2 separate regions of the Mus musculus genome follow, and region 2 is linked to region 1. Evidence: chromatin loops called from intact Hi-C (ENCODE). Cell type or tissue: gastrocnemius. All regions are shown on one strand.

Region 1 (8,000 bases):
CTGTCTCAAAAATCCAAAAAAATAAAAAACACTGTCTCTTTTGCTCCAGGGCAATGTGGCACATGTAGGTCCAGGTGTCTTTACCCATCTGTCCCACAATCTTTCTGTTGTACTTTATGTATTATTGGGACTAAAAAAAAAAGGAAAGGACTACATTTCCCAGGCTCCTTAGCAGCTGGGCTGTTAGATTAGACGTATTCAGTGGTTAGCTCCTCAGGTCCGCCTAAGAGACAAGAGTGTAATGGAGAGCAATGCCATGAAGCAGGCTGGACACGGTAGCTCCTATCAGCCTTGGAGAGGCTGAGGCAGCATGATGGCCATGAGTGTGATGTCAGCCCCAGTGACATGAATTTCCAGGCTACCTTGAAGTATGGATCCAGAGAGGGGGTGGGGGGAGGACAGAAATATACAAGAGAGACAGAGAGCTGCTCTGAAAACACAGATAAACAAAGACAGCATGCCAGGCTCTGTGACAAGGGGAGCACGCACTCATCAAACCACACCTAAGTATCCCGCCTGCAGGAGGTAGCCTAGCAGATGGGTCAGTTCCGAGATGTGCTCCCACAAGCCCTTGCTGGACTTTCCCCCTGAGGCTATCAATTTAGCTAGTAAAGATTTAAATGTCTTAGCTTAAAAAACAAAAAACAAATAAACAAAAAAGCATTTTTCTACTTCACACAACCTTGTGTGCCATGCACATACATGAATATATATATATATACACATATATATATACACACACACACACACTTACCTATATTTATTCAAATGAGAAAATCAGTAAACTACATGTCTCTCGTATAAACTATTATACTTGACTTGGTATTTAAGAGTACTGGCTGCTCTTCCAGAGGACTAGGTTCAATTCCCATCACCCATATCAGGCAGCCCAGGAGATCCACTATCTCCACAGACACCTGCACTGATGGTCACATGCATATATGTAAACTGGAAAGTAAAATCTTGGGGGCTGGCGAGATGGCTCAGCAGGTAAGAGAAATGACTGCTCTTCAGAAGGTCCTGAGTTCAAATCCCAGCAACTACATGGTGGATCACAGCCACCCATAATGAGATCCAACATCCTCTTCAGGGGCATCTGAAGACACCTACAGTGTACTTATTTGTAATAATAAATAAACTTAAAAAAAAAAAAGTAAAATCTTAAGAAAAAGCCAGAAAACTGAGGGAATAGCATTTGATGATTCTGAAAGACTAAAGTTCATTCCACGGCAGCAAAGAAGCATGTTTAAAAGTTTGGTATTAGGGGCAGGGAGATGGCTCAGCACCTACATTAAGCAGCTCTCAAAACACCTGTAACTCCAGCCTCAAAGGCTCTGACACACACGTGTGAAGCACACACTTAAACAATTGTTTTCCTGACAGGGTTTCTCTGTGTAGCCCTGGCTGTCCTGGAGCTCACTCTGTAGACCAGGCTGGCCTTGAACTCAGAAATCCACCTGCTTCTGTCTCCCGAGTGCTGGGCTTAAAGACACGTGCTACCACCACTTGGCCTAGATTCACTTTTATTCCACGTATATGGGTGTTTTCCCTGCATGTATGTCTGTTCACCACAGTGTGCTTGGTGCCAGTGAGGCCAGAAGAAAGCATTGGAACCCCTGGAACTGGAGTTACAGGTAATTTTGAACTGCCACCTGAGTGCTGAAATTTGATCCTGAGTCCTCTGAAAGAGCAACAAGCAATCTTAGCTACCGAAACATCACTCCAGCCTCCAAAAGCAATCTTTTAAAAAACTGTCTTAAGGGACTGAGAGAAGGCTCGCTCTTCAAGAGGTCCTGAACTCAATTCCCAACAACCTCATCACAACCATCTATACTGAGTCTGATGCCCTCTTCTGGCATGCAGGTGTACATACAGATAGAGCACTCATACATACAGTAAATAAATAAATCTTCTTTTTAGCTGTCTTAAATAGGATGTGGTGATTCATAGCAGTTATCACAGGACTAGGGAAGATTTAAGCCAACAAATTTATGAGAGTTAAAGGCCAGCTTGGGCTAGAGAGGGGAGACAAGTTGCTGTAAACGATCCTCAAATTATTGAAAAACATAGTGTGCCAATCAGAATCGCTTTACCTGCGCGTTCCAAGTCTCTTTCTCTGGCACTTGCAGGCACTGGGAACGGAACACCTTCCAGCTTAGAGGCAAGACAGACACAGTGAGGGCTCCACCCTGGACATCCAGCCCCACCGAGTGTCACCCGGCCCGCCTCGGCCCGCCCCATCCCGCCCCATCCCGCCCCGTCCTGGGACCAGACTTCACGACAGGACTTCCCCGCCTACCTGCGCGTCTGGCTGTTGCCGCAGCCTGGACGAGCACAGGCGAACACGTACAGAAGCCGATGGAACGGGGAGCCGTCCAGCGGGCAGTACACCTGCACGACGAGCGTGAGCGGCTGTGCGCAGCGGCCACACTGCGGCCCCGGAGTGGTAACGGCCGGCAGGGCGTCCTGAGGAGCAGGCTGCAGCTCAGACCCCCGGGACCCACGCCGCTCCCGCCCGGACACCCTCCACGCGGCCCCGCCAAGACATCGCAGCCGCACTCACCGGAACGCCACCCAGCTTGCTAGAGGTCCAGGCGGAGGGCCCTTTGGGGCAGCCCTTCACCGCCGTGTCTCGAAGTCCCAGCAGTACAGGCTTCCTGACGGCCGCCATAACTACTGGGCTCCCACGTGACAGCGCGAGCTACGGTGGCCGACAGAGAGTGTTATCTGCGCACGCGCGCCGCCTGCTCCTCCCCGACTCCGCCCCAAAGGGGTCCTGGACGGAGACCACCTGTTTTATCTCTGATATCTTGATAGGATCTACAAAGAGGTTTAACTAGACGTTGACAACTGGAAACAGGATGACGGTATTGGCAGACAACAAGAAACATAACAAAAATAAAATAAAATAAGCCGGGTGTGGTAGCGCACGCCTTTAATCCCAGGACTCGGGAGGCAGAGGCAGGTGGATTTCTGAGTTCGAGGCCATCCTGGTCTACAGAGTGAGTTCCAGGACAGCCAGGGCTATACAGAGAAACCCTGTTCGAAAAAAACAAACAAAAAGTCCTTACATTTTAAAAAATAATCATTTATTTTTTTATTTTATGTGCATTGGTGTTTTGCCTGCATGTAGGTCTGTGTGAGGGTGTCAGTTCTTGGAGTTTCAGTTAATTATGAACTGTCCTGTGAGTGGTGGGATTGAACCTGGGTCCTCTGAAAGAGCTCTTAATTCCTGAGCCATCATTCCAGCCCCCCAAAGTCCTTAATTTTGACAGATACATTTAAAATACATATGAAGACTGAAGATTTGAGCATATGCCACAGCGGGGTTGTGTAACCTCTATGTGTTCGAGGCCAGCAGTCTACAAAACAAGTCCAGGACAACCAGGACTGTTACACAGAGAAACCCTGTATGGAAAAACAAAACAAAATAAAAATGTTGAGCATGTACATAGGTTACTCAACTGCTTACAACTCCAGTTTGCAGAGGGTAGGCAGGAGGGGAACCAATGCCAATTCTTTTTTCTGGAGTCTGTGGACAGCAGGAATACACATGGTGCACATTAAAGTAAATAATAAAAAGTTTAGCCGGGCAGTGGTGGCTCATGCCTTTAATCCCAGCACTTGGGAGGCAGAGGCAGGTGGATTTCTGAGTCCAAGGCCAGCCTGGTCTACAGAGTGAGTTTCAGGACAGCCAGGACTGCACAGAGAAACCCTGTCTCAAAAAACCAAAATAAGAAAAATTTTAGTGATGAGTTTTACTAAAATAAAAAAAATAAGCACATTTGAAAAGCATGTATTGCCAGGTAAGGGTGAACTCTGGTTATAGTTTGGACTAAATAGTGAAACTCAACCCAGCTCTGGCTTGAGAGTATCTCAAAAGCAAATAAACCCTGAAATTGGGACTGGATCAACCAACCTGATCAGTAACTTTCAGGCTACTGAGACACTGTCTTTATAAAAAAATAAATTAAAAAAAAAGGACTGACTGGACCAGAGGAATCACATGTGAGGTTATCCTGTGTCCTAAACACACACACACACACACACACACACACACACACACACACACACACACACACAGAGCCAGGGAGCAATCCAGCAAGCAGTTGCTCATTGGCTCTTTCTAGGACTTCCCTCAATAATAGATCATGACCGGAAATTATAAGCCAAAGTAACCCTTTCCTCCACAAGTGTTTAATCCCAGAAACAGAAAGCACATGTGAGTTTGACTACTTTGAGAAACCATAGCAGTGTGAGAATTTTAGAAATGGGCTAGAAAGATGGCTCAGTGGTTAAAAGCACTGACTGCTCTGCCAAAGGTCCCGAGTTCAAATCCCAGCAACCACATGGTGGCTTACAACCATCTGTAATGGAATCCGGTGCACTCTTCTAGTTTGTGTCATTTCCACAAAGGTAGCAGCCAGGATACAGGGAAAGAAGAGTCTGCAGCAAATCTCTCAAAGTCATGTCTTTCCCTCTCAAGGGAGACATTTTTCTCCAACTGAGCCCCACCTACTTTCCACCACTTACCAATAGTGCCACCTGCTGGACACAAGTCAAGCACTTGAAACTTGGAGAAACTTTACCCCACAAGTGTGTCCACATGATAGATTGAACCCAATCTTTGAGCATGCGCTACCACTGACCTATATCTGAGACCCTACTGTGACCTACCACCCTTTTCTTGAGACACGTTTCCACTGTATAGCTAGACAAGTCTGGAACTTGCTCACTCAGCCCAGGCTAATCTCAAGTAAGTACCATATACATCCCATTACTGAGTATGTGCCTGCCACAATACATGTGACATCAGCTCACCCCATCCACCTTTATATAGGTTTCATAGATGAAACTCAGGTGACTTGAGTGTAGTTTTTTTTTTTTTTTTTTTTCAATTTTTTATTAGGTATTTAGCTCATTTACATTTCCAATGCTATACCAAAAGTCCCCCTTACCCACCCACCCCCACTCCCCTACCCACCCACTCCCCCCCTTTGGCCCTGGCGTTCCCCTGTACCGGGGCACACAAAGTCTGCGTGTCCAATGGGTCTCTCTTTCCAGTGATGGCCGACTAGGCCATCTTTTGATACATATGCAGCTAGAGTCAAGAGCTCAGGGGTACTGGTTAGTTCATAATGTTGTTCCACCTATAGGGTTGAAGATCCCTTTAGCTCCTTGGGTACTTTCTCTAGCTCCTCCATTGGGAGCCCTGTGATCCATCCATTAGCTGACTGTGAGCATCCACTTCTGTGTTTGCTAGGCCCCGGCATAGTCTCACAAGAGACAGCTACATCTGGGTCCTTTCAGTAAAATCTTGCTAGTGTATGCAATGGTGTCAGCATTTGGAAGCTGATTATGGGGTGGATCCCTGGATATGGCAGTCTCTACATGGTCCATCCTTTCATCTCAGCTCCATACTTTGTTTCTGTAACTCCTTCCATGGGTGTTTTGTTCCCACTTCTAAGGAGGGGCATAGTGTCCACACTTCAGTCTTCATTTTTCTTGAGTTTCATGTGTTTAGGAAATTGTATCTTATATCGTGGGTATCCTAGGTTTTGGGCTAGTATCCACTTATCAGTGAGTACATATTGTGTGAGTTCCTTTGTGATTGTGTTACCTCACTCAGGATGATGCTCTCCAGGTCCATCCATTTGGCTAGGAATTTCATAAATTCATTCTTTTTAATAGCTGAGTAGTACTCCATTGTGTAGATGTACCACATTTTCTGTATCCATTCCTCTGTTGAGGGGCATCTGGGTTCTTTCCAGTTTCTGGCTATTATAAATAAGGCTGCTATGAACATAGTGGAGCATGTGTCCTTCTTACCAGTTGGGGCTTCTTCTGGATATATGCCCAGGAGAGGTATTGCTGGATCCTCCGGTAGTACTATGTCCAATTTTCTGAGGAACCGCCAGACTGATTTCCAGAGTGGTTGTACAAGCCTGCAATCCCACCAACAATGGAGGAGTGTTCCTCTTTCTCCACATCCTCGCCAGCATCTGCTGTCACCTGAATTTTTGATCTTAGCCATTCTCACTGGTGTGAGGTGGAATCTCAGGGTTGTTTTGATTTGCATTTCCCTGATGATTAAGGATGTTGAACATTTTTTCAGGTGCTTCTCTGCCATTCGGTATTCCTCAGGTGAGAATTCTTTGTTCAGTTCTGAGCCCCATTTTTTAAGGGGGTTATTTGATTTTCTGAGGTCCACCTTCTTGAGTTCTTTATATATGTTGGATATTAGTCCCCTATCTGATTTAGGATAGGTAAAGATCCTTTCCCAGTCTGTTGGTGGTCTTTTTGTCTTATAGACAGTGTCTTTTGCCTTGCAGAAACTTTGGAGTTTCATTAGGTCCCATTTGTCAATTCTCGATCTTACAGCACAAGCCATTGCTGTTCTGTTCAGGAATTTTTCCCCTGTGCCCATATCTTCAAGGCTTTTCCCCACTTTCTCCTCTATAAGTTTCAGTGTTTGAGTGTAGTTTTAAGTGCCTTTTAATCCGGGGACCCAGAAGGGCTACCAAACACCCCCCCCCACACACACACACACTATTGCTTCCCTTTTGCTTTAACCCCCTTTAGCTCCAGGACATGTCCTCCCCTGAGCTTCCCTTGAATCTTCAGATAAAGACACACAGCTTGTTACTTTACAACTTACCTTCTGGGCACAATTGCTGGGCACAGATATCTCCTGCCTGGAAAAGCATCCACTTAACCAATTATCACCATCTCTCCACCTGCCCTAAATTTAGTAACTAGTCCCACCGAGCCCCTATTAAACATCCTTGGCGGCTCCCCTGAGAGCTCACATGGTTGTTGTGTCCTTCTTCCTCTAAAACACAGCAGAAAGACACTTTCTCCTTCCCTGCATCTATCTGCCTTTTTTTCCTCCTGGGACCTGGGAAGTCCACCTATACCTTCTGTCCAGCAATTGGCCTCTAGCTTTCTTTACTGACAAATCAAGAACCAATTGGGGAACAGGACTTTAGCATCAGAACCACCCACTTCAGTGACCAAGTTTGTGTACAGTCTACAGGGTAGACTCCTGTTTGAGTGTTTGGCCCAAAGGGAGTGGCATTACTAGGAAGTGAAGCTATGCTGAAGGGTGTGCCACTGTGGGGGCAAGCTTTGAGGTCTAACTTGCTCAAGCTAGGCCTACCTTCCGCAGCCTTCGAATCAAGATGTTGAACTCTTGGCTTCTTTTCAAGCACCAGGTCTACCCACATGTGCCACCATGGTCTGCCATGACAATAATAGACTAAACCTCTGGACTGTAAGCCAGCCCCAATGAAATGTTGTCTTTTACAAGAGCTGCTATGGTCATGGTGTCTCTTCACAGCAATAAAACCCTAAGACATGTACCAAGTCTTTTTATTGACTGGCCATCAAATGGGCCTAATTAACATGGTGGAAAGTAGAATGACAGGGCTGTCACTCAGTCTCACAAGGACTCACTGATAGCCAGGATATGAATGTGACAGTAATGACACCCTGCTAAAACTGTCTTTTGAAGGGTATAATCGAGTTCATCCCTGGGTTCTTTTGTTTGTTTTTAAGACTTATTTATTTTATGTATGTGAGTACATTGTAGCTGTCCTCAGACACACCAGAAGAGGGCATCGGATCTCATTACAGGTGGTTGTGAGCCACCATGTGGTTGCTGGGAATTGAACTCAGGACCTCTGGAAGAGCAGTCAGTACTCTTAACTGTTGAGCCATCTCTCCAGCCCCATTCCTAGGTTTTGATACCAAAAATAAAGCGAAGGTAAACAAACAAACAAGCAAGCAAAAACCTACCTAGTGAAGCAGAATTACTTTTTCCACGTCACCAAGGTGAGGAGGGGAAGGAGGTGAACACGTGACTGGAGAGCAAGTTGCCCACCTAACTGCAGATCCCTGACCCCACCCTACCCAACCCCTTTTTTGTAGACAGGGTTTCTCTGTGTAGCCCTGGCTATCCGGGAACTCATTTTGTGGACCAGGCTGGCCTTGAATTCAGA
Region 2 (8,000 bases), 210 kb before region 1:
GAATCTCAAGGTTGTTATGATTTGAATTTCCCTGATTATTAAGGATGTTGAACATTTTTTTCAGGTTTTTCTCAGCCATTCAGTAATCCTCAGTTGAGAATCCTTTGTTTAACTCTCTAACCCATTTTTTAATGGGGTTGTTTGAATTTCTAGAGTCCAGCTTCTGGAGCTCATTGAATATATTGGATATTAGTCCCCTGTCAGATTTAGGATTGGTAAAAATCCTTTCTCAATCTATTGGTGGACTTTATGTCTTATGGGCAGTTTCTTTTCGCTTCCAGAAGCGTTGCAATTTTATGAGGTCCATTTGACAATCCTTGATTTTACAGCATAAGCCACTGTTGTTCTGTTTAGGAATTTTACCCTTGGGCCCATATCTCTGAGGCTTTTCCCTAGTTTCTCCTCTATTAATTTCAATGTCTCTGGGTTTATGTGGAGGTCTTTGATTCACATAGACTTGAGCTTTATACAGGGAGATAAGAATGGATTAATTCACATTCTTCTACATGATAACCACCAGTTGTGCAACCACCATTTGTTGAAAATGCTGTCATATTTCTACTGGATGGTTTTAACTCCCTTGTCAAAGATAAAGTGAACATAGGTGTGTGGATTCATTTCTGGATCTTCAATTCTATTCCATTGATCTACCTGTCTGTCACTGTACCAGTACCATGCAGTTTTTATCACAATTGTTCTGCACTACAGTTTAATGTCAAGCATGGTGATTCCACCAGAGGTTCTTTTATTGTTGAGAAGAGTTTTTGCTATCCTAGGTTTTTTTTATTCCAGATAAATTTGCAAATTGCACTTTCTAACTTTGAAGAATTGAGTTGGAATTTTGATGGGAATTGCAATGAATCAGTAGATTGCTTTTGGCAGGATAGCCATTTTGACTATATTAATCCTGCCAATTCATGAGTATGGGAGATCTTTCTATCTCCTGAGATCTTCAATTTCTTTCTTCAGAGACTTGAAGTTTTTATCATACAGATCTTTCACTTCCTTAGTTAGAATCACACCAAGCTATTTTGCATTATTTGGGACTATTTTGAAGGGTATTGTTTCCCTAATTTCTTTCTCAGCCCGTTTATCCATTGTGTAGAGAAAGGCCATTGATTTGTTTGAGTTTATTTTCTATCTAATTACTGCACTGAACCTGTTTATCAGGTTTAGGAGTTCTCTGGTGGAATTTTTAGGGTCACTTATATATACTATCATATCATCTGCAAATAGTGATATTTTGACTTCTTCCTTTCCAATTTGTATCCCCTTGATGTTGTTGAATTGCTCTGGATAGGAATTCAAGTACTATATTGAATAGATAAGGAGAAAGTGGGCATCCTTGTCTACTGCCTGATTTTAGTGGGATTGCTTTGAGTTTCTCTCCATTTAGTTTGATGTTGGCTACTGGTTAGCTGTATATTGCTTTTAATATGTTTAGATATAGGTCTGAAATTCCTGATCTTTCAAAGACTTTTATCATGAAGGGGTTTTGGATTTTGTCAAATGTTTCTCAGGATATAATGTGATGATCCTGTGTTTTTTGTCTTTGAGTTTGTTTATATAGTGGATTAGGTTGATTGATTTCCATATATTAAACCATCCCTGCATCCCTGGGATGAATTCTACTTGATCATGATGGATGATCGGTTTGATGTGTTATTGGATTCGGTTTGCAAGGATTTTATTGAGTATTTTTGCATCACTGCTCATAAGGGAAACTGGTCTGAAGTTCTCTTTCTTTGTTGAATCTTTGTGTGGTTTAGGTATCAGAGTAATTGGGGCTTCATAGAATGAATTCCTTTAACTTCCTTAGTTAGAGTCGCGCCAAGATATTTTATATTATTTGTGACTATTGAGAAGGGTGTTGTTTCCCTAATTTCTTTCTCAGCCTGTTTATTCTTTGTGTAGAGAAAGGCCATTGACTTGTTTGAGTTAATTTTATATCCAGCTAATTCACTGAAGCTGTTTATCAGGTTTAGGAGTTCTCTGGTGGAATTTTTAGGGTCACTTATATATACTATCATATCATCTGCAAAAAGTGATATTTTGACTTCATCTTTTCCAATTTGTATCCCCTTGATCTCCTTTTGTTGTGGAATTGCTCTGGCTAGGACTTCAAGTACTATGTTGAAGAGGTAGGGAAAAAGTGAGCAGCCTTATCTAGTCCCTGATTTTAGTGGGATTGCTTCAAGCTTCTCACCATTTACTTTGATGTTGGCTACTGGTTTGCTGTAGATTGCTTTTATCATGGTTAGGTATGGGCCTTGAATTCCTGATCTTTCCAAGACTTTTATCATGAATGGGTGTTGGATCTTGTGGAATGCTTTTTCCCCATCTAATGAGATGATTATGTGGTTTTTGTCTTTGACTTTGTTTATATAATGGATTACATTGATGGATTTTCGTATATTAAACCATCCCTGCATCCCTGGAATAAAACCTACTTGGTCAGGATGGATGATTGCTTTAATGTGTTTTTGGATTCGGTTCGCGAGGATTTTATTGAGGATTTTTGCATCGATATTCATAAGGGAAATTGGTCTGAAGTTCTCTATCTTTGTTGGATCTTTCTGGTTTAGGTATCAGAGTAATTGTGACTTCATAGAATGAGTTGGGTAGACTTCCCTCTACTTCTATTTTGTGGAATAGTTTGGGCAGAACTGTGATTAGATCTTCTTTGAAGGTCTGGTAGAACTCTGCACTAAACCCATCTGGTCCTGGGCTTTTTTTGGGGGGGGGGGCTGGGAGACTATTAATGACTGCTTCTATTTCTTTAGGGGATATGGGACTGTTTAGATCATTAACTTGATCCTGATTTAACTTTGGTACCTGGTATCTGTCTAGAAATTTGTCCATTTCATCCAAGTTTTCCAGTTTTGTTGAGTATAGCCTTTTGTAGAAGGATCTGATGGTGTTTTGGATTTCTTCAGGATCTGTTGTTATGTCTCCCTTTTCATTTCTGATTTTGTTAATTAGGATGTTGTCCCTGTGCCCTCTAGTGAGTCTAGCTAAGGGTTTATCTATCTTGTTGATTTTCTCAAAGAATCAACTCCTCGTTTGGTTAATTCTTTGAATAGTTCTTCTTGTTTCCACTTGGTTGATTTCCCCCCTGAGTTCGATCATTTCCTGCCGTCTACTCCTCTTGGGTGAATTTGCTTCCTTTTTTCTAGAGCTTTTAGATGTGTTGTCAAGCTGCTAGTATGTGCTCTCTCCCGTTTCTTTTTGGAGGCACTCAGAGCTATGAGTTTCCCTCTTAGAAATGCTTTCATTGTGTCCCATAGTGTAAAGGGCTGCAATCTACGTGCCGCCACTAGATGGTGCTAAACCTCATTGTGCGCAGCTGCGAGAGCACAGCCAGCCAAAGTCACCAGTCCGTCTCTGAGGCTTTTGCCCAACCCCTGGGGGCTTTAACCTATCCCCAGGGTGCATGAGGATCATGGGTGTTGCTACCAGTCCTAGTTTAGACACGTCACCAAAAGTATTTAAGCCACACACTTTCTGAGCTTTCTTTGTCTACCTCAATATGATATAGAAGTAAAAGTTAACCGTGGAAGAATCTGGTGTGTCCTGTGTTTATTTCCCGCGGGACGGGGATAAGCTCGGGATACCATAGGTTTGGGTATGTTGTGGCTTCATTTTCATTAAACTCTAAAAAGTCTTTAATTTCTTTCTTTATTCCTTCCTTGACCAAGGTATCATTGAGAAGAGTGTTGTTCAGTTTCCACATGAATGTTGGCTTTCCATTATTTATGTTGTTATTGAAGATCAGCCTTAGGCCATGGTGGTCTGATAGGATACATGGGACAATTTCAATATTTTTGTATCTGTTGAGGCCTGTTTTGTGGCCAATTATATGGTCAATTTTGGAGAAGGTCCCGTGAGGTGCTGAGAAGAAGGTATATCCTTTTGTTTTAGGATAAAATGTTCTGTAGATATCTGTCAGATCCATTTGTTTCATAACTTCTGTTAGTTTCACTGTGTCCCTGTTTAGTTTCTGTTTCCAAGATGTCCATTGATGAAAGTGGTGTGTTGAAGTCTCCCACTATTATTGTGTGAGGTGCAATGTGTGCTTTGAGCGTTACTAAAGTGTCTTTAATGAATGTGGCTGCCCTTGCATTTGGAGCGTAGATATTCAGAATTGAGAGTTCCTCTTGGAGGATTTTACCTTTGATGAGTATCAAGTGTCCCTTTTTGTCTTTTTTGATAACTTTGGGTTGGAAGTCGATTTTATCCGATATTAGAATGGCTACTCCAGCTTGTTTCTTCAGACCATTTGCTTGGAAATTTGTTTTCCAGCCTTTCACTCTGAGGTAGTGTCTGTCTTTTTCCCTGAGATGGGTTTCCTGTAAGCAGCAGAATGTTGGGTCCTGTTTGTGTAGCCAGTCTGTTAGTCTATGTCTTTTTATTGGGGAATTGAGTCCATTGATATTAAGATAAATAAAGGAAAAGTAATTGTTGCTTCCTTTTATTTTTGTTGTTAGAGTTGGCATTCTGTTCTTGTGGCTGTCTTCTTTTTGGTTTGTTGAGGGATTACTTTCTTGCTTGTTCTAGGGCATGAATTCCGCCCTTGTATTGCTTCTTTTCTGTTATTATCCTTTGAAGGGCTGGATTCCTGGAAAGATAATGTGTGAATTTGGTTTTGTCGTGGAATACTTTGGTTTCTCCATCTATGGTAATTGAGAGTTTTGCTAGGTATAATAGCCTAGGCTGGCATTTGTGTTCTCCTAAGGTCCTTATGATGTCTGCCTAGAATCTTCTAACTTTCATAGTCTTTGGTGAAAAGTCTGGTGTAATTCTGATAGGTCTATTTTTATTTGTTACTTGACCAATTTCCCTTACTGCTTTTAATATTCTTTCTTTGTTTAGTGCATTTGTTATTTTGATTATTAGGTGACAGGAGGAATTTCTTTTCTGGTCCAGCCTATTTGGAGTTCTGTAGACTTCTTGTATGTTCATGGGCATCTCTTTCTTTAGGTTTGGGAAGTTTTCTTCTATAATTTTGTTGAAGATATTTGCCGGCCCTTTAAGTTGAAAATCTTCATTCTCATCAACTCCTATTATCCGTACGTTTGGTCTTCTCATTATGTCTTGGATTTCCTGGATGTTTTGAGTTAGGATCTTTTTGCATTTATCTTTGATTGTTGTGCCAATGTTCTCTATGGAATCTTCTGCACCTGAGATTCTCTCTTCCATCTCTTGTATTCTTTTGCTGATGCTCGCGTCTATGGTTCCAGATTTCTTTCCTAGGGTTTCTATCTCCAGCGTTGCCTCACTTTGGGTTTTCTTTATTGTGTTTACTTCCCTTTTTAGGTCTTGGATTTTTTTATTCAATTCCATCACTTGTTTGGTCGTGTTTTCCTGTAATTCTTTAAGGGATTTTTGTGCTTCCTCTTTAAGATCTTCTACCTGTTTAGCAGTGTTCTACTGTATTTCTTTAAGTGAGTTATTAAAGTGCTTCTTGATGTCCTCTACCATCATCATGAGATATGCTTTTAAATCTGGGTCTAGCTTTTCAGTTGTGTTGGGGTGCCCAGGACCAGTGTGGGAGTGCTGCGTTCTGATGATGGTGAGCGGTCTTGATTTCTGTTAGTAGGATTCTTACGTTTGCCTTTTGCCATCTTGTATTCTCTGGAGCTTGTTGTTATAGTTGTCTCTGGTTAGAGCTGGCTCCTCAGGTGATTATGTTAGCCTCTATCAGCACACCTGGGAGACTAGCTCTATCCTTAGTTTCAGTGGTCAGAGTACTCTCTGCATTAGCTCCCCTCTTGCAGGGATGGTGCCCAGAAAATCTGGTGTTTGAACCTGCCTCCTGTCAGAAGTTGTGTTCCACTCACCAGAGGTCTTAGGATCTCGTGGCAGATCCTGTGTGGATCCTTGGGGGTGTCCGCAGACTCCCCCAGGCCAGGGACCATGGTGCTGCAGTGGGCCGGCTGGAAGGGACTTGAGCCCCGTATCTGGCCGGGTTACCTGCTTCCTTAATCAATCGCTATTTTATTTTGATTGATTAATTTTAAAAGGTTATTCTCCAAGTCTGACTTCAAATTCTCATTATTTTTTTCAGTTGCTGAGTCTAATCTGTGAGCTGCTGCATCCTTTGTTCTAGTATCTTTTCTAGCTCCTGTCTCCAATCCTCATTCTCCTTTTTCTGTTGCTTATTTTGACTTATGAAATCCTGATCCTTTAGTCCATTTTCATCTTTTTGTCTATTATTTTGGTCCATAATTTCCCGTGTCTTCAATTCTAGTGTTTCCTCTAGGCCATGTTGCCATGTCGTAAACTTCTCTTTCTGTTGTTCATACTGTTCTATATTGTCCTGTATTTTGTGTTCTAAACTGTTTCCATAATCTGAGCTTCTCTTTAGGTTGTAATTCTAATATTGCAGCATCTGCCTTATTTTGATTTGCTAGCTTTAATAAATTATCCTCTAGACTGTAGCCTCCCTCAGCCCTGAAGCAGGCTGAACCAGACTTTGATCTTGCTGCCAGTAAGGAGATTACCTAGGGTGGTGCCTTCTGACCTAGATGGCTCTATTGTTCTGTCACCTGCCACTGCTCTCCTCCAAGACAGTGCTACCTGCTGAGAGGCCCCTGAAATATTCCGGAGGAACATCCTATCCTGCATGTCCCAAAAAGGCTGGTTCCTGACATCCAAGAATGGACTGGTGGGGGATTGGCCTTCCCCCTTATAAGCACACTCTCTTAGTAAACTGGTGAGCCTTGAACAGGGAATCGTCTTGGCTTCATTATCTCTCTTGCCATCTAATTATTTTTCAGCCCCAACCTGCCTCCCAGGTGTACCCGGTTCAAGTAGGTGGAGGCCTGGCATACAACACTAGACTATGTTGCCAAGTCTTAACTTTATCTCTCTGTTGCTCAGACTCATCTATGAACTTCAGAAATTTCTGTTCTAGCATCTCTTCCAGCTTCTGTCTCCAAGCCTCATTGTCCTCTTTCTGTTGCTTATTTTGACTTATGAAATTCTGAACCTTTAGTTCTAGACCTATGAAATTCTGAACCTTTAGTTAGTTCTAGTGTTACTTGTAATCTCTTTTCTAAGGCAAGGAATTTTTTATCTAGGTTCCAGTCTTTTGAAAAGACATAGTAAATCAAGAAAATAAATACCGATAAATGATAAGGAGTCTATTTCCTTTAAATTCATCCCTGTCAAACCATTCAAAATATCATCAGGTAAAGCCCAAAAGATATGTATTGTGTCTTTAAGTATCAAAAGGTTATAGATCTTTTTTTATGTCAAAAAATGATGTTGCCCGAAGCCCTTTGTAGCTTTACCTTCACAATTCTTTATGCATAGGAAGGGGCTGAATGTAGAAAGATCCATGTGGTCGTCTGTGTCCCTGGTTTGGGTTGCAGCTGGCATCATGTGCTTGTGTGCCAATTGTAGGCAATCTGCAGCATCAACAAGCAGTCAGGAGATCCAGACTGGCTGTCCTAGACACGAAGGTGGGGGAGGTAAGTGGGGGCGAAGGATACAGAGAAGTGAACACAGAAAGGCTCTCTCAAGCATAGATTCCCCTATTAGTTCACTGTGTCTTCCCAAAAACTACCTCGAAGGCAGTTGTGTTCCCTACAGCTCCAGGCTGAGGAGCTGTAGGGAACCATGTCTAGGAGTTGGGGGAGGGAGCCTCTCTGTCGTTCTCTGTAGGCCACTCAGACTCAAGTCAGTTTCCAACCCACACTGCTGTAGTCTATGTCACTGCCCAAGCCCTTTTCAGGGATTGGGCAGTGAACTATTATCTCAGGTTTGTTGAGTTCAAATCAATACGTGGGGCACCAGATTGTTAGTGTTCCTCTAATACATTTGAGACGACTGTCTCAAAGTAATCTGCAGCTTTCCTGATAATTCATCACACTCTCTCCTCTAGGGACTGTATACTGTTTCTGTTTTATTTTAAAACATTCTGCTATCATACCAATTATTTATAACACCAGATCTTTAGATATTGTCATAAGGACTGCCTGAGCTTCTTTCACCAA

The links. Hi-C counts contacts between places; a loop is a spot of excess contacts. Peaks named below come from ENCODE experiments on the same cell type or tissue, not always from the same donor. Only the 100,000 strongest peaks of a DNase experiment are listed, where the experiment ranks them.
Region 2: a loop joins it to region 1, with 8 times the contacts of the local background. A loop is called at or near these places in 8 of 42 quality-filtered maps.

The regions. Positions count from the first base shown.
Region 1 is chr7:34,193,973-34,201,972 of GRCm38, forward strand. Pdcd2l (programmed cell death 2-like) reads right to left here and starts at 2,698. Exons shown (of 7, transcript NM_026549.4): 1 at 2,564-2,698; 2 at 2,300-2,466; 3 at 2,094-2,154. The coding sequence starts at 2,671. Gpi1 (glucose-6-phosphate isomerase 1) reads right to left here. Exons shown (of 18, transcript NM_008155.4): 18 at 7,355-8,000. In gastrocnemius, CTCF peaks have their summits at 1,866 (motif pointing left) and 4,548 (motif pointing left); DNase peaks (open chromatin) are centred at 2,721 and 4,567; H3K4me3 peaks cover 1,927 bases; H3K27ac peaks cover 1,808 bases.
Region 2 is chr7:33,979,161-33,987,160 of GRCm38, forward strand. No RefSeq gene overlaps it. Among named protein-coding and RNA genes, the nearest start is that of Scgb1b26-ps, 24 kb to the left of the region's middle. In gastrocnemius, a CTCF peak has its summit at 3,306 (motif pointing right); a DNase peak (open chromatin) is centred at 3,319.